Regions from separate parts of the Mus musculus genome. Here regions 1 and 2 are each linked to region 3. The links are chromatin loops, found by intact Hi-C in ENCODE. Cell type or tissue: left cerebral cortex. All regions are shown on one strand.

What was found. Hi-C counts contacts between places; a loop is a spot of excess contacts. Peaks named below come from ENCODE experiments on the same cell type or tissue, not always from the same donor. Only the 100,000 strongest peaks of a DNase experiment are listed, where the experiment ranks them.
Region 1: a loop joins it to region 3, with 2.5 times the contacts of the local background. A loop is called at or near these places in 3 of 42 quality-filtered maps.
Region 2: it touches region 3 in a loop (2.6-fold over the local background); 3 of 42 quality-filtered maps call a loop at or near these places.

The regions. Positions count from the first base shown.
Region 1 is chr15:101,857,833-101,865,832 of GRCm38, reverse strand. It overlaps Krt77 (keratin 77), which reads left to right. Exons shown (of 9, transcript NM_001003667.2): 2 at 168-382; 3 at 1,458-1,518; 4 at 1,986-2,081; 5 at 2,891-3,055; 6 at 4,489-4,614; 7 at 4,724-4,944; 8 at 5,272-5,306; 9 at 5,730-7,102. The coding sequence ends at 5,977. Among named protein-coding and RNA genes, the nearest start is that of Krt77, 7.9 kb to the left of the region's middle. In left cerebral cortex, a CTCF peak has its summit at 4,924; DNase peaks (open chromatin) are centred at 4,878 and 5,894; H3K4me3 peaks cover 771 bases; H3K27ac peaks cover 838 bases.
Region 2 is chr15:101,870,852-101,878,851 of GRCm38, reverse strand. No RefSeq gene overlaps it. Among named protein-coding and RNA genes, the nearest start is that of Krt77, 5.1 kb to the right of the region's middle. In left cerebral cortex, no CTCF peak of the experiment used is centred here; DNase peaks (open chromatin) are centred at 4,257 and 5,413.
Region 3 is chr15:101,968,939-101,976,938 of GRCm38, reverse strand. It overlaps a transcript of Krt78 not described here. Among named protein-coding and RNA genes, the nearest start is that of Krt78, 19 kb to the right of the region's middle. In left cerebral cortex, CTCF peaks have their summits at 2,857, 3,057 (motif pointing right) and 6,176 (motif pointing right); DNase peaks (open chromatin) are centred at 3,076 and 6,165; H3K27ac peaks cover 329 bases.

The sequences.
Region 1 (8,000 bases), 110 kb after region 3:
AGGGGTTTATAGCTGGATGAGACTGGCTGGAAGTGACCGAATGAACCACATTGCTTCCCTCGACGGCGAGAAGGCCCATCTTGAATTTCTGAGGTTTGAGTGTGCTGTAAAGCCACCAATCTCTCTTCCCATGGAGAAAGCTGTTCTGCGCTTGGGGTGTTCTTTAGGTGCGGTTCCTGGAGCAGCAGAACCAGGTGCTACAGACAAAATGGGAGCTGCTGCAGCAGGTGAACACCTCCACCCGGACCAGCAGCCTGGAGCCAGTCTTCGAGGAGTTCATCAGTCAGCTGCAGAGGCAGGTGGATGTTCTGACCACCGAGCAGTTGCGCCAGAACACGGAGATCAGGAACATGCAGGATGTCGTGGAGGACTACAAGAACAAGTGAGGAGCCAGGGCGGGGCAAAAGGGTCAAGGAGAAGGCTGTCAGGGTCCTTCTGCTCCTGGTATGACTGGCAGCAGGGGGGCTCTGCATTGTGTAACTGCAGGGGGACACCATTTTACATACGGCACCCAGTCCTGTGCAGGATAGCAGAGACAGTTAGGTGTTGGTTATAACAGGAGGGGCAGGAGATTAGTGAGCCCTACCACACGTTCACCTCTTTGCCCAGAGTGTGCCCTCCTTACTGAGTGCTCTGAGGAGTAGATCTGTGGCTCTTAAATTTTAGATGCATCCTGTTGCATCAGCCTCTGCACCTCGTGTCAGTGGTTCTGATCCAGCAGGTCTGGGATGCAGCCAGTACATATGTATCTCAAACGTGTGATAGTTGTGCTAGTGCACTGGGGAACCACACTCTGAGAAACAATACTTAATAGTTCTTAGTATTGGCGCTTATTACGGGCAGTCACAGTAGGGATAACAGTTGAGTTTCAGACCAGCTGTCCGTGAGTGACTGTAGGTGCCCCAGTGGCCTCTTCCACAGTCTCCCAGCTCAAGGAGTTTTTATTTTATTATTATTATTATTTTTTTTGTCACCTTGATGTGCTCACTGGGTTGGGCCACGGGAGGATCATGTGTTGGTGTGAGTCTACAGGGAAAAATAAAACATTGGAGGTAGAGACAAAACTGTGGATGAAATACTTTTCTTTCAAAAGATTTAGTTGAGGTGGTTGTTATTTTATGGTCTTGATGGAAAAAGCTCCAGGAAAGCATTTATAAAGTCACAACATCAGAATCAATGGAAACATCTGGAGGACGTTCTGTGTGTGTGCCTCTGAGGTTCCCTGTCAGGTCCTTGTCCTGTGGGTTAGGAGTTTTGGGAGTTTTGGCTCTAGCCATTCATCTGCCAGAGCACCAGGCCCTGGCAGGGGGCAGCAGTGCTGTGAGCAGGGGGCAGGGGTGTGGGTGAGGGTCGGTTCAGGACAGCAGAGACTTGGGAGGGTCTGGGCTTTCTGCTGGGAGGTTGAATCTCAGGTGCCAAGGTCAGCCATTGCAGCCTGCTTCTTGTCTCCATCACAGGTATGAGGATGAAATCAACAAGCGGACCAATGCAGAAAATGACTTTGTTGTTCTGAAGAAGGTAAAGGAAAAGAGGGGTCCTCTGGGAGCTCAGGACTGGGCAGGAGGAAACCCCTGGGGGTGCTCTGTGCTAGGGACAGGGTGAACTCTTGGACTAAAATGGAGTGTGCTCTGTCCAGTTGCAGGGCCCTGACACACAAGAAAGTCAGGCCCATACAACAGTGGCTCTAGGAGTCCTCAAGGCTTTGGAAATGGAAATTAAGTTAATGGGCAGCTTTCAAAAGTCAGTTATGTATATATAGCCTTGGGACTGGGGAGGGATCTAGGGAGTTTGTTGTCACTGATTGCTGATCTGAGGTGTGGAGGTGTTGTTGTGCCTCCTTCTGGCTAGGAAAGTCAGTTTCCAGGTCTGACTTGAGTGATGACATTTTTAGCCAGGAAGTGGCTTTTGCCACTGGCCTGGGGGCAGCCGGGAAGCTGGTGGCCAGCAATGCCTAGGTGATGAAACCAAACACCTTTGCTACACAGGACGTGGATGCTGCTTTCATGGGCAAATCAGACTTGCAGTCCAAAGTAGACACACTGTATGGGGAGATCAACTTCCTGAAATATCTATTTGATACGGTAAGTGAAATCCCAAGGAGAAACCCCTTTTTCCTTTCCCACATCCCATAAGAGTGCAAACTGGAGAAGGCTCATCTCACCAGACTTCTCCCTCAGTTGGGTCATTCCCTCAACATCAGTGGTTCTGGTGGAGCCAGTGGAGATATGAGCATCTTGAGATGGGTGAGGGTAAAGTAGTTCCCTGCTTCATGCTCTCAGGCCCCCTGGGACATGAGGGTAACAAGCAGGTCTTCACACACTGTGAGAAGTCCACAGGACTCTGGGAGAACCCCAGAGAAGGCAGTAGAAGGGATTTGTGGTAAGGAAAAACTGAAGAGGAGCAGGACAGAGAACGCCCCACCCCAACCTGTCACCTATGTCCAACATGGGGGCTCATGCTCTGACCTGAGTGCCATGTCAGAAGCTCTACCTACCTTATGGGGATGCCCATTCAACAGAAGAATGCATGAGCTAACCTGGTAGTCAAGTGGCTCCAAACTGGATACCCACTGTTTCTAAGAACCCTTATGGCAACCAGGGACAACTAACTGTGTCTGTCAAGGGCCTGCATCAAAAAGGTATTGAAGCCACAGCAAGGCTGAGCAGTTTGTACAAGAGAAGCTTGATGAGGTCCTGGACTCCTTCCTCCTGCCCAGATGCCTTTAGTCCTTACCTTTAGTCAAAACACACTTAGCCCTTCCCTTTATGTTTCATAGCACAGAACAATTTAAGGGAACACGAAGAGGCCTTTCTAGGCTAGATTTCTGGCTTCCCCAGACATCCTAGAGGGAGAAGGGTGGAAGGGGTGAACTCTGTTCTGTGTCTCACAGGAGCTGTCCCAGATACAAACCCACGTCAGTGATACCAATGTCATCTTGTCAATGGACAATAACCGCTCCCTGGACCTGGACAGCATCATCGATGCCGTACGAGCCCAGTATGAAATAATTGCACAGAAGAGCAAAGATGAGGCTGAGGCCCTGTACCAGACCAAGGTGAGCTTGGGTTTCGAGTTTGCACCCCCAAATAAACAGTCCTCAAACTGCTATTGCCTCCTGACCTTAAAGTCTGTCATGTCTATAATAAAGACTTCAGAAATTATCTTTCTCTCCTTGACACTGAATATGATAGGAGAGTTCCTGCCTGTTTTGTTTGTTTGCTCATTTTTAGTTAATTGTTCTGGAGAACTCACAGGTGCCAGGCCACCTAATTTTCCTAAGCCTTGTAATAAGCAACTGTCCTGAAAACACTCACTAAACCCAGGTGTGCGATTTACAAACAGGTTCTTAACCCCTACAACCTTTGTCACTTTTATTTTTATTATAGCACATTTTTTTAAAGTTTTCTACTTTTTAATGTATCACTTAGAAATCTTAGAGGCACTCTCTGTGACTCCAAATATTTCACAACATTCCTACCACCATGAGAACTTAACTGGGTGAATACACTTGTCACTATGACGCTGGGCATAGTTTGACAGCCTCTTGGGTATGAATTCATGTTTCTGAACGGTTAAGACTCTAGTTGAAGGAACAAAACTTGAAGCCCCCAGTTACTGTGTTCTGAGTAACTAGGATGTGGTGACCTGCTTTGTGGATTTTAAAGCCAATTCCAATATCACGGTCCTCTGCCCCACAGTCTGAAAACATGCTCTGGGCTGCTGTAGATTTTGTCAGGAGACTGGGGAAGGAGAGCTTTGTCAGAATGCCCATATTCTTGTCAACTCTTCTTGAGGATGCCCTGGGTATATAGTCTGGTTGATAAAGCAATACTAGTATAGGAAAGAAAGAAATGAATATGGGTGTTCTGAGACCAGTAGCTCCTGTCTGCTAGGAGAATCATTCTAGAAAAGGGACAAGGAATATGGTGGGCAGGAAAGAGAGAGGTAGTCCTGTGTGGGCATAGGCTACATGAAGGCTTAGGTGCCTGAAAACAGTGGTAAAGAGCACAAAGAAACAGGTTTGTCTCAGTGGGATAGTAGCCTGCCCATAGACTGGTGGGCATGATAGAGGAGGGAGACCTGTTATAGTGTTGTGTGGGTGTGGGTGTGGGGGGGCATGTACTGTGCATGGGTGTATGTACTGAGTGTGTGCATGTGTACGTATTGTGTATGTATGTGTGCACAGGAATATGTACTGTGCATGCGTGTGTATGTACTTTGCATATGGGTGTGTGTACTGTGTATTCAGGCATGTACATGCATGTGTGTATGTACTGTGTGTGTTTGTGCATGTGTATGTATTGTGTATGTGTGTGTGTGTATGTACTGTCTCTTTTTGCTGCTCAGCTGAGGGAGATTTGTTGTTAGTGTGAGTGTGTGTGATCACAACTTTAGGTGGGCTTACTCCAAGAGAGAGCAGCCCAGATCTTTCTCTGGGAGAGCCTAGTGGATTGCAGATAATGACCATGGTGTGCCTCTGACCCACAGTACCAGGAGCTGCAGATTACAGCTGGGAAACACGGAGACGACCTGAAGAATAGCAAGATGGAGATCTCAGAGCTCAACCGTAACATCCAGAGGCTGCGGGCAGAGATCGCCAATATCAAGAAGCAGGTAGGACAGGACTCAGGGTGGTCTCACCAGGCATGCCACCTCCCATAAGGCCCAGGTCAGATTCCAGGAGCTCAACACCTCTGTGCTCCCCAACCCGGCTTGGATCTAGGTCGAAGGGATGCACGGATTGATTTCTGATGCGGAGGAGAGAGGAGAAAGGGCTCTCCAGAACGCCAAGCAGAAGCTGCAAGACATGGAAGAGGCCCTCCAGCAGGCTAAGGAGGATCTGGCCAAGCTGCTGAGAGACTACCAGGCAATGCTGGGTGCCAAGCTGTCCTTGGACGTAGAGATCGCCACCTACCGCCAGCTTTTGGAGGGCGAGGAGAGCAGGTGGGTGTACAGCAGCCAGGTTCCATGGGCAAAGATATGGATGTTCCCATGGAGTAATGAGACTGGAGAGGTTTTTCCATGTGTTCCCGGGAAGATTGTCCAAGATGAGTGGGGATGTTCAAGTTAGGATGTATAGGTTACAAGGGTAGGGAAGAAATCATTGCTACCAGCCCCCTCTCCCAAGCATGGTGCTTCTACCCTAGCCAGAGCTGGGTGCAGCCATGTGCGACCCACAGATGTTACAAGGGCTGCAGTGTCAGTGTTGGGGGATACCTTTCCACCAGCCTCTCTGCTCCTATGATTGATGGGTATGCTTTGATTTCACAGGATGTCGGGGGCGCTGCAGAGTCAAGTGAGCATCTGTAAGTAGCAGTGTGGTGGTGGTGGGGGGTGGGGGGGACAGGTGGGGGGAGCAGGAGGCTGGTTGGTGCTGGGCAGAAGGTGGGCTGGGCCCAGTTGCTTTTGTTTTCTAGTCTCATACAAAAAGACACCAAAGTGACCACCACTATCCTTGCTTGAGATACTTGACAACACCAGCTAGAGATCATTAGGATATGTACTCAGTAAGAACTGAGCGCAGAGGACCTGTCTCTAAACAGGGGTGGCACACTTTACTTAAACGACTGCCTACAATCCTTCAGAAGTGTGCAGTTGACTTTCAATGCCTCTGTTTGTAAAGAGGAGGGCACCATTGATCCCGGGGCTGCAGGCTTTCAAGGCTGGTGCTGCTGGGTCCCCCTGCCGAGTTCTCCTGGCCATTCTGTATCTGTCCTTCCCTGGTACAGCGGTGCAGAGTAGCCAGGTGACCATTGGCGGCGGTGGCGGCGGCTCAGGAAGTTACAGCGGCAGCTCCCGCGGAGGCGGTGGTGGCGGCGGAGGAACTGGCTCCCGCGGCGGCGGCGGCGGCGGCGGCGGCAGTAGTTACGTCTCCAGCAGCAGAAGCGCCACTAAATATGGCAGCGGCGGCGGCTCCTCCCGCACTCAGATCCTGCAGACCTCCACCCACAGCTCGCGTAGGCACGTGGTGGAGTAGCGGCCAAGTCCTTGCACTTCTACAGCCTTCTTCCCCAATCCCTCCCGGGCTCCCTCACCTATCTTTTCCCAATGGGTCTCAGCAAGTTTCCAGGTGACGACACTCAGACTCTAGGAGAGAAAGAGACAGACACATGCTCACATACGCACCTCCCTGCTGGTCTTGTCACTGTCCTAATCCTCATGGGCTTTGCCCAGCAACTAAGAAAAAGAACTCGGTGAACAAACTTCACTATGAGCCTCAGTCCCAGGTCCCTGTTCCTAAACTGGACAGTTCAGTAAATATTAAGTCCCCGCGCGGCGGCCTACCGAAATCCCTATTGCAAGGCAAGCTTGCTTAGTGAGGGGGACATCTGAGCCAACAGCCTTCGGGACCCTTTGCTCTGTAGGCTCATGCTGGTTCACCATGACAGCAAGGGTAGGTTTGTTGTTCTGAGTACCTGTGGGACAAGCCTGTGCCGACTTGTGTCATTCACTGGTTAACAGTTGATATGGAGACTTAAGGAAGACTGTCCTTAGCAGTGGGTGTGGATAGGATAGGGTGGTTAATCAAGTTCTGTTTCTGTCCCATCCCCTTCCAGCAACCCCCCTGCATTTAGAGCCGCCCATTCCCTGCTGAGAACTGCTCAAATGCCGGGCACCTGTGGGGCAGCGCTGCTCCTTGCAAATGTCTGGGTCTGGGGAATGAGAGTTGCTGACTTGGGTTGATCCAGCCTTATGCAAATCTGGAAATGCAAACAACTCAAGTTCTCAGTTCATCCCTTCTGCTCTCTGATTCCGAGTACCCTGTCAGACTTTGTCTCCTAATTTAAAGTTTAATTTACAGTTCTATCAGAAATACTTGAGCTGTGCTGAGGGGGCAGGAAGAGGAAAGTTCCAGCCAATGAAGAGTCACGAGAGGGAATGTGCCTTTGCTTCGCGTTCCGGAGACCCCTTGACTTGCTTGCCTAGTCCCTACAACCGCTGAGTTGATAATTCTGTCCGGGAGAGCTTCTCTGCAGGGGCTGCTGGGTAATGCTTGTGACCTCATTTCCTGGTTGGAAGCTGAACTCTGAAGGGCTTGGCAGTTCTGTTTTTTTCTTTTTTTCTTTTTTCTCCTACAATAAATTTCTCTGTGATCTCCATATATTGTGTGGTCAGAAGATGAGTTATTATTTTGTTAGTTCTTTGAAATTAGTTCTGATTTGAAAAGTTAGGGCTTATTGTTTTTCTTCCCCCGTGGGTATGGGTATATATGTGCACAGGAGCACATGTATGGGGGTATATGTGCACACATTGTGTGCACACGCCTATGGAGACAGAGGACATTAGCTGTCATGTTTGGGTGTCATCTATATTTTTCCTTCTTTCTTTTCTCTTTTTGGCATGTGTGTGTGGGGGGGGGGAGGGGGGGAATGACAGGTTCTCTTATTGACTTGTAACTCACGAATTAGGTTAGTTGGTTGACTGGCCAGTGAGCCCCATGCACCCACCCTTCTTTGCCTGACCTGGTACTAAGATTGCAAGTGTGTGTTACTATGCCAGGCTTTTAAATTCTGGGAGAAAACTCAGGTTCTCATGCTTGTAATGAATGGAGGCACACCCCTGTGGTGGTATCATTGGCTCCTAAGGGTTATTGCATTTATTATTTTTTATTTTATAAGCAGTGCACCATCTTGGAAAGCCCCTCCCCCTCAAACTCTCACCCTTACTAGTCTGTAAAGTTGCTCATCCTTCAAAAGCCAAGCTGCACAGTTGTTCAGCAGGATATTTGTGTAGCTCCTATGGAGGCTTATTATGGGATGCAATCAAACTGGAGTGAATTATTGTGCAGCAGGTAGTGGCACAGGCACTGAGCTGCCATGTAGAATGGATAGACTTCTGAATCTTGAGCTGCTGAGACACAGATGACACCTTATGAGGGAAAGAAGGTTTAGAGGGAAGAGAAAGCAGAATGTGTGTCTCTCTGGGTCCTCCAGCTTGATGGCATAAACCAGACCCCTGAGGACCCAAGCAGACTGGAATGATGGAACAATACCAGGGGT
Region 2 (8,000 bases), 98 kb after region 3:
TTTCAGAAACCATCAAGAGAAACCTCCTTTGAGACAATTATATTTCCCTCTAAACTGTCATCCACGGTGGCAGCCATTCTCCTGTGGTGGGGTATCCTCATTCCCACCATAGAGTTCTTATAAATGTCACTCGGTGTGGGCCAGTGAACCATGCCAGGAAACTTGGTAGGGTAGAGCTGTTCTCAGACCCCAGCACTTGGGTACACACCTGAGACATAGGTGCCACCCTGCTCCCTGACAGATTCCTGGCCTGGAACACATGCCACACTCCCCACATCGGGTCACTAGTAGCTGAAAACAGAGTTCTCCATGCTAATGAGGTACCTAGAAGCCTTGGTGGAAGGTCCTAGGGAGGCACAGCCTGAACCCTTGTGTGTGAGGCTACAAATGTGAGCATGGTTTTCTCTTCGTAAGTTTTATATCCCAAGGGGTTCCTTTTATTACCTTTGCTTTGGCAGCCCCCCTGACATCTTGAGTATGATCCTGATCCTACAGAATCTTAAGCGCCAGAGCCTAGCCCTCTAGGTGAGGTCCAGCTAGCCCAGGCAAGGTAGGAGCACCCCTCCCCCATCTGTCCTGTCCTGTTGACAACCCCTTCTTGTGCTGATTCACCCGAGCTGGCAACACTTTCCACCACATTGCAAAACTGTACCTCTCAGGCTGAGTTGTACAGCTGTTTTTGTTTGCATGCATGTGTAGGGTTTTAAATTAATCTCTTTTAAGTCTTTCTTTGTGTGAATTATAACTCCAAGCTGCCAAATTGTTTTTGGGTTCTGCTCCAACTATACCTCTAACTTGTTATGTGTATGAGGCTCTAGTCAGTTATCCATTCCTCTTTCTGCCAATTCCACACCTCCCCGATCAGCCTCCATTCCATGCACGCACTTCTACATCTCAGCAAAGTTGACTCTTCTGTCTCTCCTACTCAACAGCCAGGGCACCAGAAGCAATGCCACTATCACTACTATCTCTTTATGCCCAGCTGTGAAGAGCAGAACGTATGTGGGGAGCGTGTGTTGGTAAACCCAGGATTGCCCAGCCAGTCTTCAGTGAGCCAGTGCCAGCCATTTCTAGGAATCATGTATTCTCCCAGTGCGCATGCGCTATACCCCTTTATAAAGCCCGGGCCTTCTCAGCCTGTTCTTTCTCTCCTCCATCCTCCCTCAGAGGCAATGTCTGTATTACCCTTCTACCCCCATAAATCTCTCCTGTTAGATCTGTTGCATGATTTACTTTTGTGGCATTCCTTGGCCCCAACTTGCCAAGGCACTCTTCCACTGGGAAACCCTAACAATGTGAATTCAGACATGAATGGATAGTTTTCTCAGACCCCACCACTCCCTGCTGTTTGTCTGGTTTCCAGAGTCCCCAAGGTTCTCCTCCTGTAACCAAGGCCAGTAGAAATCTCCCTAAAGTCACTTCCCAGAGGGGTACTATTGTCTCTTTTGGTTACACTGTGGAATCACAGTCCCTCTGCTCCTAGCCCTGCCCTCAGCTCTGTTGAAAAAGAGGTTGCTGTCTGTGTCACAGTATACAGTATATAGCCAACTTTTATTTTGAGACAGAGTCTCATGTATTCCAGGCTGATGTTAAAGTCACCATATAGCTGACAATGACTGATCTTGACTTCCTGATCTGTCTACCTCCCAAATAGCTAAGATTACAAATATGTGCCACCATCACTGGGTCACCATCCTTGATCTGTCTCACCACTCTTTGTGTGCCACCATACCTGGCTGGCTCACCACACTTTTTAAATGAACACTCACTAACCTCATTGAAACACAGTATAGTAAGCTGGCAGCTCGGCTGTTTGTTCTCAGTCAAGCTCTGCAATGCTATATAATTGTGTGGACTGTACCATTTACACGCCACGGCCAGGGCAGTAGCTTCATTCACACAATCTCATCACAGGAGTCATGCATTGCCTCCACTGACGTGGCTGTGCTATCTCTAGGTGGTAGGGATTTTTCAGTTCTGTCATAATTTTCTGGGACCTCTGTCTTGTTAGGGTTTTTATTGCTGGGAAAAACACCGTGAGCAAAAAAAGCAAGTTGGGGAGGAAAGGGTTTATTTGGCGTACACTGCCACATCACTGTTCATCCCAGAAGAAGTCAAGGCAGGAGCTTAAACAGGGCAGGAACCTGGAGACAGGAGCTAATGCAGAAGCTATGGAGGGTGCTGCTTACTGGCTTGCTCCACATGGCTTGCTCAGTCTGCTTGCTTATAGAAACCAGGACCACCAACCTTGGTCCGTGATTGGCTCAAACATTGTTGTGTGGCACATGCTGTTTTTGGACAGAACACAGATTCAGCACAGGGCTGGTGAGTCCCTAATAAATCAGGGACGTACAGGGAGGACAACAGAAAACCAACATGTTAAGGAACACGCTCATGAATACCTTCCTTGCAAGGTCTTGTCCTCACTAGCATAAAGACTGACAAAGAAAGTTAGATAAACAAAAATAGAGGACACACCTTAGTAGATCACAGAAACTCGTCACTGAGTAAGCATACAGCTATGAGATAGCCCAATGCTCACCAGGCTAAAATGATGAGTAGCTATGCCTCCAACAGAAAGTGGTCTAAGTCTGGAGGGATAAAGCTTGCCAGAGATGGTCAATTACAGTGAGAAGGGACTATGGGGACTATCTCACTGCAGCTGGCACCTGTCCAAAACAAGCCCCACAGTGCAAGGGTTCTTTTTCTCCACACCCTTGCCTACACTCTTTATCTTATCTTCAATGGTTGCCATCCTAATAGGGAGAGGCTTATCTCTCTGTGACTTTCATTTACATTTCACTCTTGGTTGGTGGTGCTGGCTTCTTGCCCCCACTGTTGGTAGGAATGTAAGGTAGCACAGTTGTGGAAAACAGGATGGACATTCAAAAAAAGAAGATTAAAAATATAACGAATATATGGTTCGACAATTCACTTTTGGGCATATTTACAGAGGAGATAAAATCAGTATCTTGAGCTTAATGCTAAGACGTCGGCTATACCTTGGTGTCCGTAGACAAATGAATGGAGAGAGAGAGAGAGATCTGGGGCCAGAGAGATGGCTCAGTGGTTAGGTGCTCTTGCTTCTCTTCGAGAGGACCCAACTTCTGTTCCCATAGCCCAGGTCAGGCGGCCTGTATGACCAACTCCAAGGCTAAAGAAAATCTGAGTTCTGTATCGTAAGCCATACCTGTGATTCTGGCTCTTGGGAGATGAGGGAGGCAGGATCAAGATCACCGTCAGCTATATAGAAAGTTTGAAGCCACCTTATCTTGCCTCAAAAAGCTTTTGAAAAACAACAAAACCAAACCAGGAAAACGTGGCAAATGTGATATTACTATATAATATTTTATAGTTGCTTTGCATAACAGCATAGTAACTGTTAAAGTGAAGATCTTGCCGTTGATAGAGAGTTGATTTGTATACAATGTATATAATGTTAATGAACTGCACAGGAGAAAGAAGCCCCATCGGCTATGCCAACATGGGTAGGCCTCCAGGGGCACTATGCTAAATGACAGATTGCATATCACATCATTTTATGTATGTGTGAAATGGGAAAAGTCATATTCTCAGAACTAATGAGTGGGAGACACGGAGGGGGCAGTGTAAGAGAGCAGAACCTCTACCTTATGAGGGGAACGTGTGATGACACTGCGGGATCAGGGGGAGAGATGTAAGAGGGGCAGAGCCTTTGTCTTATGAAAGGACCACATGACTTAAGGAGGAAAAAGAAAGCGGGTCACCTCTGGTCACATCTCATCTTAGGGAGTGAATTCAGTTTGGGGCTGGGATCTTTAGTGTAAGGACAGTCTTTTGCCTTGTTCAGAATGCTGTTTCTGCCCTCCTACAGAGAACCAGGGTCTTATCACATAGCCCAGGCTGGCTTGGAACTTGTAATCCTCCTTCATTGGTCTTTACTTGTGCAGGGGTGTGAAAGAAGCCCTCACTCTTTTCAATAGTTAGGAGATTAAAGCAAAGCAATTTGAAGTCTTTTGCATGGTTTATGGTATATTGCAGCTTATGTTTTTATGGTGAAATTGATGCTGTAATTTGTTTTAAGAAACTGGATGGAAAACCTAGTGTAGCTGATGGAGAGTTGCTTTGTTTAGTAGCATAGTAACTGTTAAAGTTACTGTGTGAAACTGAAGATCTTATGGTTGCTGGAGGGTTGCTTTGTTTAGCAACAGAGTAACTGTTAAAGTTACTGTGTGAAACTGTGAAGATCTTCTGGTTGCTGGAGGGTTGCTTTGTTTAGCAGCACAGTAACTGTTAAAGTGAGGCTCTTGTCATTTGCCTGGCTCTGTGCTAAGAGCATCTCAAGAATTAACTGCTCCAACTTTTCCAGTCCCACTAGCTAGGCAGTGCCTGTGCTTTGTAAATGAGGAAACTTAAATGTGGAGAGATGAGCGAACTTGTAGAGGGCCAGATAATATGAGGTGGAATCAAGACTCAGATTCCAGCAGTGGAGTTCTAAAATCTTACCCTGTGAAGCAGAAAGCATGCTATCTGTCTTTGGAATCAGTCTACCCAGGTGAGATCTGGGGTTGGGGCTATAGTCTTCTGGCTGCTTGGTCACTTCCAGCCTCACACCAAAGTCATCAGTAAAATGTGGTTGCATGGCTTGGGATGTGGCGCAGTCACTAGAGTACCTTCTTACCATGCCCGAAGTCCTCAGTTCTGTCTGGCACTTCATATGCCAGGCATGGTGACACAAGCCTGCAATCACAGCATGCGGGAGGTGGAGAAGGGGTATCAGAAATTCAAAGTCATTCTTAGTTACACAGAGAGTTTGAGGCCAGTCTGGGTTACAAGAACACTGTCCCCTCCAAAAACTGGTGGCTAGGGAAATGGCTTAGTGGGTAAGGCTTGTGCAAGCATGAGGGCCCGAGTTCAGATCCTAGCATCCATGTGAAAGGCTGAGTGTGATAGGGTGAGTCTATAGCTTCAGGACTTGGGGAATGGAGATAGGCGGATTCCCAGAGCATCTGGCTAGACAATCCAGCAGAAGTGGCAAGCTCTAGGTTCATGTGCGACTCTGTCTCAAAATACACTTCTTGCAGTGTAAGAGCCAAATAAAGGATCATATTGTTTATGACCATTGTTCCGGCAACCTGCTTATTCTTTAAACTGGAGCAAGAAAAAATAGTTAATTACTTATGTTCGTATACTGCTATAGACTCTTTAATGTGGGCAAGGAATATGAGTCTGGAATTTACTGAATGCTTTCTATCCCTCACCACAGGGGTTAGGGGTTCTTCTCTCCACTCCATTACCCCTACAGCCCTGAGTCTGTCCTGACTCCGCTTGATCTTTATGGAACTCTTGTCTGCCTAACAACCATGACTCATGGCTGGGACCTTACTGTTTCTTTTGGAATTCAGCTCGGGGCCAACCTGCAACCTTATTTTCCTTTAGGCCCACGCATGCCCAGCTGTTCTTTTTGCCTCAGGGACAAGAGACAGTGCCAGCTTTGGTGAAGGGTGTTTAAAAAATTAGATTTCCAGTATGGTGGATGGAAGAGCCTTAGTATGTCTGGAACAACACTATCTCTAGACCTTGGGACTCCGCAGGAGAGTGCTAGGGCTTCATGGGGGCTTCTAGGGCTAAGAGTTCTTCATAGGTTTGACAAGGCAGGAGGACACTGCTTCATCCTTCATTTCCAGCCTGGTCCTGGGGTTCTAGTCTAAGAGAGTTTCAAAGGTGAGACCCTGGATGCTTGGGGCATTAGTTGATGGCTCACCCAGAAATCAGGAGAATTCCCTGATGATGTTTCTGTGTGCTAAACACCACCTTCCTTCTGCTAGTCACTGGGCCTGCTTGATAAGTGGTATAGCCCTCAGTCTGCCTGTCTCCCAGGCTAAAGGAGCAGAGGCTGCCTCAGGTGTCCTCATCGGCTTCTCTTTTCTATTTGGGTTGGGAGGGAGGAGCTGCAATGTCAGCTGCACCACTGATCTTCTCTGTAATGTGAACCATCTCCCTCTCTCTGTGCCACTTTCTCCTGTGAAATGGCTGGTGACCTCCACTTCAAGTCCAGTTCTGACACTTGAATAGGGACCAGTAGCTACTGCTGGGTGGCAAACCAAGGTTGGAGCTTCTGTTCTATGGAGCAGTTGCTCTCGCTCCATCTGTACCACCCCATGGTTTCTCTTCTGCTGATCACAGGTCCAAAAGTTCTGAATGTGAAGCTAGCACAAGCCTCACACCTGCACCATAGCCCAGTGCCTGCACTGTAGCCCCGAGTCTGCATCATATCCCCATACCTGCACTATAGCTCCGTGCCTGCACCATAGCCTCAATGCCTCGCTGTCTGGGTGGAGACTGGCTAGTGAGATTCTTCCTCTGGCCTTTCTCTGCCACATCCCTGCTGCATCCACTTCCAGCCCCTCGGAGATGCTGGGTGAGGTGGGGAGCATATCTATAGGGAATGCTCCTCTCGAACCCTCCCTCAAACTGCTGCTTAGTGATCCTGGTGGCTGATAGATGCTCGGGCCTCACCCTCTTGGCAGCCTTGGGTTTCAGTGTTTGGGAGTCAGATGAGGACAAGTCAACTTCCCACTTTTAGGGAGAGCACTGCAGGCAGAGAGTGATGGGGAGGGGGAATCAGTAATTAGTAAATAGGATGGCCACAGAGCTAGGCATGGTGAGGCTGGCTAAATGTGGGACCCCTTTGGGCTCCTTATTCTACATGTCAATCTTCACTTTCACTAGGAGTGTCAGGGCTCTGCCATTAGCCTCTGCCAGCAAACTGATGGACACTTTTTAGGGAGGTGCTCCTGGGCCATGTTTGATCCTAACATTAAGGAACTGTTTAGTTGGGCGTGAATATGGGAATGAAGAGAGGTGGGCATGAGCAAGCAGTACAATCACTGCAGTGGGTGAGGGCCTCCCATGGTTTTTAGTCTTAGGGAAAGCTTCCTGAAGGTGTTAAGGGAAGGGGCCCCACTCACAGAACCAGCGGACAGCTGCTCTTTCATATTGGAGCACAGCCATCATCAGAGTACCCCATGCTGCTCGCTCTTGTTACTTTGTTTCAAGGGTCTGAAACTTGACTTGAGGAGGCAGTGTCCAAACCAAGGGGTGGGGAAGGGAACATGCTTCTAAGCAAGTTTAAAGATGCTCTACGCAAGGATCCCTTCACCAACCTCTGCTGCCATGCATGTGGTCCCGCCATAATATTCCCGACTTCTCTGCTGACCTCTTCCTCTCTTTGCTGTGTCTGTCTCTGCTTGACTCAGAATCCTGGCCTTTGGGCAACTTTCTCATGCATACGAAGCTCCAGAATTCCATTTTCAACTCTTTCTGTCTGTATTGTGTTCTCCTTATCTTTGAGCAAGGGGTTGGCTTCACAGGCTTACCTAAAGTCCCTAGAGGTGTTAAGGTTGGGAACAGATTAAAAAGAACTAGGGTGGCCACCTGTTTTGTGCAGGACTGTCTCAGCTTAAGTTGGAAATCATAGGCAATGTAGCTGCTCCCTAGGATGGGACGGGGTGAGGGAGAGAGGAGCTATGCATGTATATATAGACATTGCAGTATCTTCTGCTATGCTTCGATTCATAGAGTCTGGAAAAACTGTAGCATCCAAGGCTCTGGAGCAAGTGACATGTCTGAGATAACAACAGCCAGGTGGGAGCAGGGCCTGGAGTTGAGCTCAGAGCTTTTGCTTCCATATTTCAGGCTCTCACACTTTCCTGTCTACATTGGTTCCCGAGATGACCCATTAATGAGTTCCCACGCTCAGAACACTGTGACAAGTGATAAGGTCTGTAGTCTGGCAGCACTCTGGACACTCCTAGTTACAGGATGTTTCTCTCCTAGCCATCTCTTGATTTCACAGGCCACCTGATCTTTCTCGATTTGTTTGGAATTTCTGCCCCAAATTTGGGGCACTTGAGAGCCGGCCACAACTATTGGAAAAAAAAAAGATTTATTGTTTGAACACATAGAAAAAGAACATTAGGAGAAAATGTTCCACAATCTGCAAGAGAGCGATTTAAATT
Region 3 (8,000 bases):
TTTCCAGGTAGTGACATTGGGGTACCCAGCACCTTCTCAAAGAGGGCAGACTCCTCTGTTTGCCAGTCTGTGCTGGTTGAACCCTGGCACAGTGTCCTTGGCCAAAGTTTTCTGTTCCCAGACAGCCACACTACCGACTACTTTCTGCTTCAGAAAACAGTCATGGTACTAAGAAGGTCATGTTTCTAAGACTCTAGTGACCCTGGCTCTAGTGGCCAACCTTCTCCAGGCTTTGGCCTTGGCACAACCGATACACACAGGCTCATCAGCACAGAGGCCCAGGCAAGTGTAGATGGCAGGCCTGGATTGTCATATACTCTATACAAGCACAGGAAGAGACAGAAGACTCTCTTTTTCTTTTTTTCTTTCTTTTAAACTGTAAATTACTGTGAAGATAAAGTGTCTGGTAATTTACAAATCCTCAAGAAACAGTAGGTCTGATTCTCTCTCACACAGACACAGCCCCACAAACACACAGCCCATGAAGACACAAACACACGCCCCCACGAAGAACCTCAGACACTGACACATGTTCAGATACACATCAATAGAGATACATTTGCACAGATCTGCAGACACAACTAACCCCCCCTCCCCCAAACCAGGAAAGCAGAAACCCCCACAGCAATCATAAAATCCAGTTTTACTGCCCAGGGTGTGATGGGAACCAGCAGCCAGCTGGGCGGGGGCAGGAGGCCTCAGCGTCTGGGCGGTGCCTGCTTTGCCCTGGCTCCCACTCAGCCCCAGGGTCAGGACGCCTTCATTTTCTGACACGCCCTCCTCTGTCCCCAAGAACAGTCACCCCATCCTTTCTCCACTGTTGCCTAAAAGCAGGACACACCCTCTTGTGACAACTGAGCCCTAGGCTATCCCCCCACCCCCACCCCCAGTGTGTACCCTGCTAGCAGGGCCTGACAGCTTTCTGGGTAGGTTTGGGGTCTGCGGAGGTGCTCTTTCCCTGATAGTCCTCTGGGTTGAGGGTTCAGCTCTGAGGACGTGGCTGCTTAGCCCTCTTCAGCTGGAAGGGAGTAGAGAGGACTCCAGGCCCTGAACAGTTTCCTGGTATCCCCTCTCCGCTTTGCCTTGTGGTCCCTGTCCTCAGCTCTTGAGGCCGCAGGAACTTTAGAGTCAGAGAGAGCTAGGAGGAGGCCCCACGTCTGGGCCTGGGTTAGCACCCGTCTCCTGATGAACTTAGGCCACGTTGGCCTAGCCTTCCACTTAGTATTTCCCCATTGCTCTCATACCCGCCTCCGCCCTGCAGTGAGCATCAGAGTCTTTCAGACTGACCCCCACCTCACCGCCGGCCCCCACCCCACCACCTCACCGAGTCTAGCCCTTCAAGGAAGAGACTCACACTGGGGGTCACACACTGACTCTTTAGGGATAGGGCTGTGATTAAGAGCGGGGCTCTGGTCCTTGTGACTAGAAAAGTCCTGAATGCTAGCTAGTGTCTGTTCCCTCCTAGTCCCTGGCCATTTTCCTGTGAACAGATCTGCTCTCACTATAGTTTGACTTTGCCAGGGTCTGGGGTGGGAGATGAGATCCAGAAGGACTCTGGCCTTGACCTCTGCTCCTAGTAAAAAATGAATGTCAGGTAGAGTGAGACTATCAGGTGACAGAGGACATGGGTCCTAGGAAGCCTGGTAAGAGTCACCTGGAGAAGGGTTTTGAGGGAGAGGGGACAAACCAAAGGGACACCTCGTCTGCATGGCTAGGGATCTTGAAGAAGGGGACAGTACTTGTTCTGTCCCCTTTATGGAACCCTCTGTGACTTCTATCCCTTTGAGCTCGTTCTGAAGGTTGACCACAAGGGACCAGGTGACCTTTTGATTAGAAAGCCGTATAAAGGTGAAAGGGCCAGGTGGAGCTTGGATGTCTTTCTCACTCCTGGTCCTTGATGTCTTATCTACAGGGCAACCTCCAGGGCTGGCTGGACACTGGTCATTTTCAGGGTCTGGACTCCCAGAGGTTCTGGGACATGGCAATCACTCCACTCTCTGTTCTCTTCCTTCTCAGCCACGCTTTGCCAGCCTCTGCACCCCTGTCCTGACCTACCGAAGGGTCTCTGGAAGGCTAAGAAGGGCTCCCTTCAGTATTTGGACTCTAAGCAGGCCCCTTTCTTTTTTGCCTTTAGATTTTTCTGTCCCCCACTTTGCCCCTAAGGCTTGGATGAGCCAGAAGGGTGGGGCTCCCTGTTGGCAAGACTCAATTTTGCTGGCTGGGAGTTTTTCAGGGTGCTAATTAAAAGGAACCACCCAGAGAGAATGACTTCACTTGTTCTCACACACACACCCTTCGGCCCTGCCCTCTCCAGTGGCCCCATTCACACGCCGGGGCGCACTGCGGGTGGAGGAGCCCACGGCAAAGGCAAGACCCTTTGTGTCTGTCCACAAGCCAAGTGCAGGCTCAGAGCATTTTTAGCATTTCCCCTCCTAGTCCAATGTTGCTGTGGCTGCATTTCCCTCGCTGGTCCCCTCCCTGCTGAAATAGACAGGCAGAAACTGACTCTGGGTGGGAAGGAAGATGGTGTCTTCCCAGGTCACACGCACCCCCCCCCCCCCGCCCCACTCTCCCAATAGGAGCGCTGCTGTGAGGAAATCTTTCCCTGGCTGGGATTCCGTCCAGTTCTCGGGCTTCATCCCCTGTGGAATGGGCCTCACTGAAGAGAACTTAGTAGGGCCACTGTGTACTGTGGTTTTGAGGATCTCTCCGCATTACTTACTGTCTTCTCTGCTCCCTAAACTCTTCCCAAAATGTGGTCACGATCCCTTTCCACTCTGCACTGCCGGGTGGCCACGTGAGCCTAAGGTGGGCTCTGATACTCATGTTGGAATATTTAATGATGGTTCTTAGAGCCCAACTCTCCCAAATACTCTTGCATCGCTTTTTGGGAAGACCACGTTGACTCACTTGGTCTTGGTTATTTAGTGGAGGGGCGAAATGGTAACTTTCTGGGCTGACTCAGGATCTGGGAGATCCTGGGTGCTAGGCAGCGTTAGAACCGCTGGGAGGCGAAGAGATGCCACGAGCAACCCCAGTGGGGAGAGGGGAGGAGCTAGGCTATTTCCCAGTCTCCCTGCATTCTGGGATTGCCCTGTAGGGGTCGCCCTAAGCCAGGTTTCCACAGATAGCAGCGGCTCATTGCTTCTTCAGAGTCTGGGTCGCATCTCCGACCCTCTGTCCCCCAGTTTGAATTCTTTCCTTCCTCCAGGGTCCTCCAGCTACCAAGAGTCCAGGAAAGGGCACAAAGCAGGGACAGAGACAGCTTGTGACCTAGAGGCTGTGAAGTGACAGGAGTGACAAGTGTTGGTGGCTAGAAAGAGCACATGCAAATAGCATGCAAACGAGCATGGCTGGACCGTCCTGAGTAGCACCTGCCAGTCTGGGCCCAGGCAGGCATCCTTTTCCTAGCCCTGGGTGAGGATAGAAGCACCTGACTCTTCCCTGGCTGTGTAGACACGTGCTACCCCTTAAATGCCACCATAACTCAGGCAGGGGCTATCGTCCTCATTTTACAGATGGCTCCCATGAATGTTTCTGCTTTCTCCCTTTTCTCTCTACAGATCAGATCGCAATCCCAAGTGAGCGTGGGACTAATTCAGCAAGCAACCCTTCTCTTCCAGTAGGGTCTGTTGCTCTCCGGTGCAGAGATACTGAGAACCTCTAAAACACCACAGGAGGGGGAGGATGGTGTCATAGGGGTGCCAGCTTTCATCTGCCTGGGTCCCACTGCTTGCTTTGTTGTCTCATGAGGGGGTCACTTGTTCAACTTCTCTCCCTTCTCTAGGTTGGTTGCACCTTTTCCTTTGTGTTTGTGTGGGGCCTGGGATTTGGAATTGTCCTATCTAACTCACCAGTGACTTGTTGTCTTCTCAAGGCCCAGGGGCTGAAGGTGACATTCCAGGAGGGAGGAAGACCTGTTCCAGCTCTGCCTCAGGGAGGAGTCCATCTTTGGCTCCTTAACACCATAGCCTCTCCAGCGTTCTCCATTTTCTGGGTCCTGTTCTTTCTTCCCTACCAGCCTGCTCAGCCAGGTCCCCCTTCTCAATGCCGCTCTTTTGGTTGCTGAATTCCTCTGAGTCCGTCCCCCCCCCCCCCAGGCTTTACTGTTTCTGAATGTTACCATCACTTGGGCCTCTACAAGCCCTAGACTTCTACCCAGGCATGGCTGTGAGGACTGAGGCTTGGGGCAGAGATGTTGCAACCTGACTTGACGGGGGGGGGGGGGGGGGGAGTTAGGCACACACTTGCTTTCCAGTTCCACACTATCTGCACCCTACACGAGCCCCTGTGGTCACGGTTCCCACGGAGGTGACCAGACCTTTGCCTCCCCACCTCTCTCCTCCATTCACACACCTCCCTCCTTCCTGAGGTCATTATGTGCATCTTTGTCGACTGCACCACCTAACACTTCCCCAGATGTTCCATCTGGTCTGAGCATGGCTCTTTCTCCCAGCCCCCCAGATAGGGGAGTATCAATGCCAGAGGGCAGATAGACATAGGATTTGGAGAGGAATTACAGTCAGCTGCAAACTCCAGCTTTGGTTGTGGGATCTCGGTCAAGTCCTTTTAGGTCTGCAGAGCCTTAGCTTTCTTAGCCATAAAACCAGGTTTAGCCAGAGGTGGCCTATGTAAAGCACCTGGCAGATATTAGCTTCACATATAATGGCGATCTTCAGGCATGGTGTCAACCACAAAAAGTGACTTCCTGGAAGAGGCCACGAGGAAAGCACCCCCATCCCTCCCCCTACCCATGCCCTCTCAGTGCCCTTCCCTCCTTGAGGGTGCCTCCCTTAGCCCTTTCCTTATTTTGCTCTGGAGAGATGTGGGTGGAGCAGAGCTCTGTCCCTGGAAAGGGATGGTGGTGGGCTCTGAAGGTCCCTGCCAGTTGCCGGTAGCAGGAAGTGGGCCTGCCTGAGTAGATGGTCTGAGAGGTTTCTACAGCCTGGAAGGGGCAGAAGCTCTCATCCAGTCCTTCACAGGAACAAGGGTGGAGAAAGGGCACCAGCCTACGGGGCTTCCCTACAGAGAGCGAGCACCCCGTGCAGACTGGCTCTGGTCTCCTTCCAGTTTCGATCAGAGGGCGTTGTGAGGCTTGGAGGGGTGGAGTTGGAGGCTTTTCTTTGGAAACCCTCAAAGCTTAGGAGGAGAAGAAAGTCAGGTCAGAGACTATCTTACAGCATGGAACCTTGCTGTCAATGACAAAGCACTCATGCCGAGAGCTATGTGTCTAGGATGTGTGTGGGGAGTCCAGACCTCCACATACAACCTCAGATACCAGCTCTTACACATTCATAACACCTGTCCCTGGCACACTCTCCATCCTGCATGCCCCTCTTACACTCTTTACACACTCAATATGCAGCTAAATGTTGCATACACGTGGGCCATGCCTTTATATATTTTCTCCATTTTATTTTTCTCTGGAGGCAGTCTGTGGGTGTAGCCCAGGTTGGCCTCAAACTCCTTGTCTTCCTGTGTTAGCATCCTGAGTGTTGGGATTTCAGGTGTGTACCACCATGACTACCCATTCATTTATGCTCTTGTGAGCGCACACACACGGTTCCAAATGAGCGTGCTCTTGGCACATTCCCGTTCATGCTTCTCACAAGCTCCCCCAGAGCTGAAGGAGTCCCAGAAGACTGGTATCTGATAGGGCAGGCCTGGTAGGTGATTGAGGAACAGGGTCTTGAGGTTAATGATGAAAGTTAACAGCTGGTGCTTGGCTTTCATTCTGAGGGCGCTGCAGGTATAGTCTTGTCTCACACACACCGTGTTCCCAGGAGGAATAGAGATTGTTATTCCCTGGTCACAGATGGGGAAGCTTAGGGAGGCCAGGCCTTTTGCCCCAGGTCCCACTGTCATTGCTCTGTGGAGATAGCACCTGACCCTCACCCTCAGCCCACAGAAACCCATTCTCTTGACTCTCAGCCTTACTTGGCTCCTTGCTTGAAATCCCTTACTAGAATCCCTGGCTTTAACTTCCCGAGAGTCTAAGTCTCATGACTTTGCCCAGGATCAGCTGTGACAGTTAAGTCCCCAGGAGAGTCACCTCTCTCGGAGGCTCCTTTGTATCAGTGATTTGTTCTGATATCAGGCATCCAGGAGCTGGTGGGGAAAGGGGGCTTCTGGGAGACCTCACTGCAGGTTCCCAGGACAGTTCGGGCTGCAGGATCCTAGGCTACCTGCAGGGGGAGTCGAGTGTGGGAGAACCCTGTCCCAGCTTGGAATGCTGGGAAAGAATGTGTCCTGGAAAAGCCTGGATGCCAGCTAGGACCAGGATGGGACTGTGCTGCACTTTCCCCCTCTTGACCCCCCCCCCCTGAGGGTGCATGCGAGTGTACATGTGTGCGTGTGCGAGAGAGAGAGAGAGAGAGAGAGAGAGAGAGAGAGAGAGAGAGAGAGAGAGAGAGAGAGAGAGAGAGAACACTCAGCCATACACTTGGATTTATACGACGCAGATAGGGAAGCCTGTCGAAATCTTCCTGTGTAGTGTGATCTCACTATAAAAATACATAAAGATAAGGGTAATTGATGGTCCCACTGCATGGGAGGCAGTGCCACTCCAAACATGTGCATATATGCATACATATACGCACATGCTTAAGCACAGGTCATAGGCGTAATTGTAGCCCATAAGACCCATGCTGGCTTTTCTTCTCTCCTTCTCTCTACTTTTCCTTATTTATATCCAAGGTCTGATGTGCGCTGGGTAAACACTATTCCTGAGCTGTGGCCTCAGCCCAGGCCTGGATTTACAGCTGTTGCTTAGAGTTGTACCTCCAGCTCGAGCAACATCCTGTTCAGAGTAAGTCTAAAGTAAACACATGTCAACTGGAGGATGCTGACCGTCTGTATTTGTGAGTGTCCGGAAGGTTGTACCCTGATGTTCTGTTGGCTACTTTCAGGGGGATCTAATTTTTGAAAGGGTTTTGTTTTATTTTTATTTTTTCCTAAATTTTCTCTTATTTAAAAGTGTATTACAGGAGCTGGTGAGATGGCTCAGGGGGTAAGGGCACTGACTGATCTTCCAAAGGCCTTGAGTTCAAATCCCACCAACCACATGGTGGCTCACAACCACCCGTATTGAGATCTAACACACCTGAAGATAGCTATAGTGTACTTATGTATAATAATAAATCTTTGGGCCAGAGCGAGCAGGGACTGAGCAAGTGGAGTTGACTGGAGAGGGCAGAGGTCCTAAAAAATTAAATTCCCAGCAACCACATGAAGGCTCACAACCATCTGTACTACAGTGTACTCATATACATTTTATATATATATATATATATATATATATATATATATATATATATATATATATATACACACACACACACACACACACACACACATTTTTTAAAAAGTGTATTACAGTTAGTTATTTGCCCATGTTATTTTTATGTGTGATTTGTTGTATGTACATGTGTAGGCATTCACACTTGGAGGTCAGAGACAATTTGTCTTTCTTTCTACCATGTAGGTCTCTGGGATTGAACGCAGGTTCTCCGGCTGGACAGCAAGCTCCTTTGCCCACGGAGTCATATCTCCTGCTCCCCCGTACTTTTTTCAAATGTCATTTTATTGTCTGTTGTTTTAAAAATGTGAACAGTGGGCTTGCATTATTTGTATATAGGACAGGAAACACCACAGGCTTAGCCCTGGGACCCCCATCCACATTAAAAATGACGACTAGACTTAAAAAGCCAGGCACTGGGGGGAATCTGCTGGTCCCTTCAGCTCCTGCACCGACCTCATCCTTCACCAGTTCCTTCCAGGCTCCTGCCCACAAGCTTAGCTGGTTCACCTGCTGGGGTTTCCTGGCACCCTAGCAGGCAACGCAACAATGGGCTCGCTGAGTCAGGAGTTGGGAGAGGGCCCTGGGATGCATAGGCTGAGCCAGCCAGAGAGCAAATAGCTTTTGGACTGAGAGTAACCAGGCTGATGTTGCAGCAGGAAGGATTAAGGTTAGACAGGAGAGCTTCCCGACTGTATAGGAG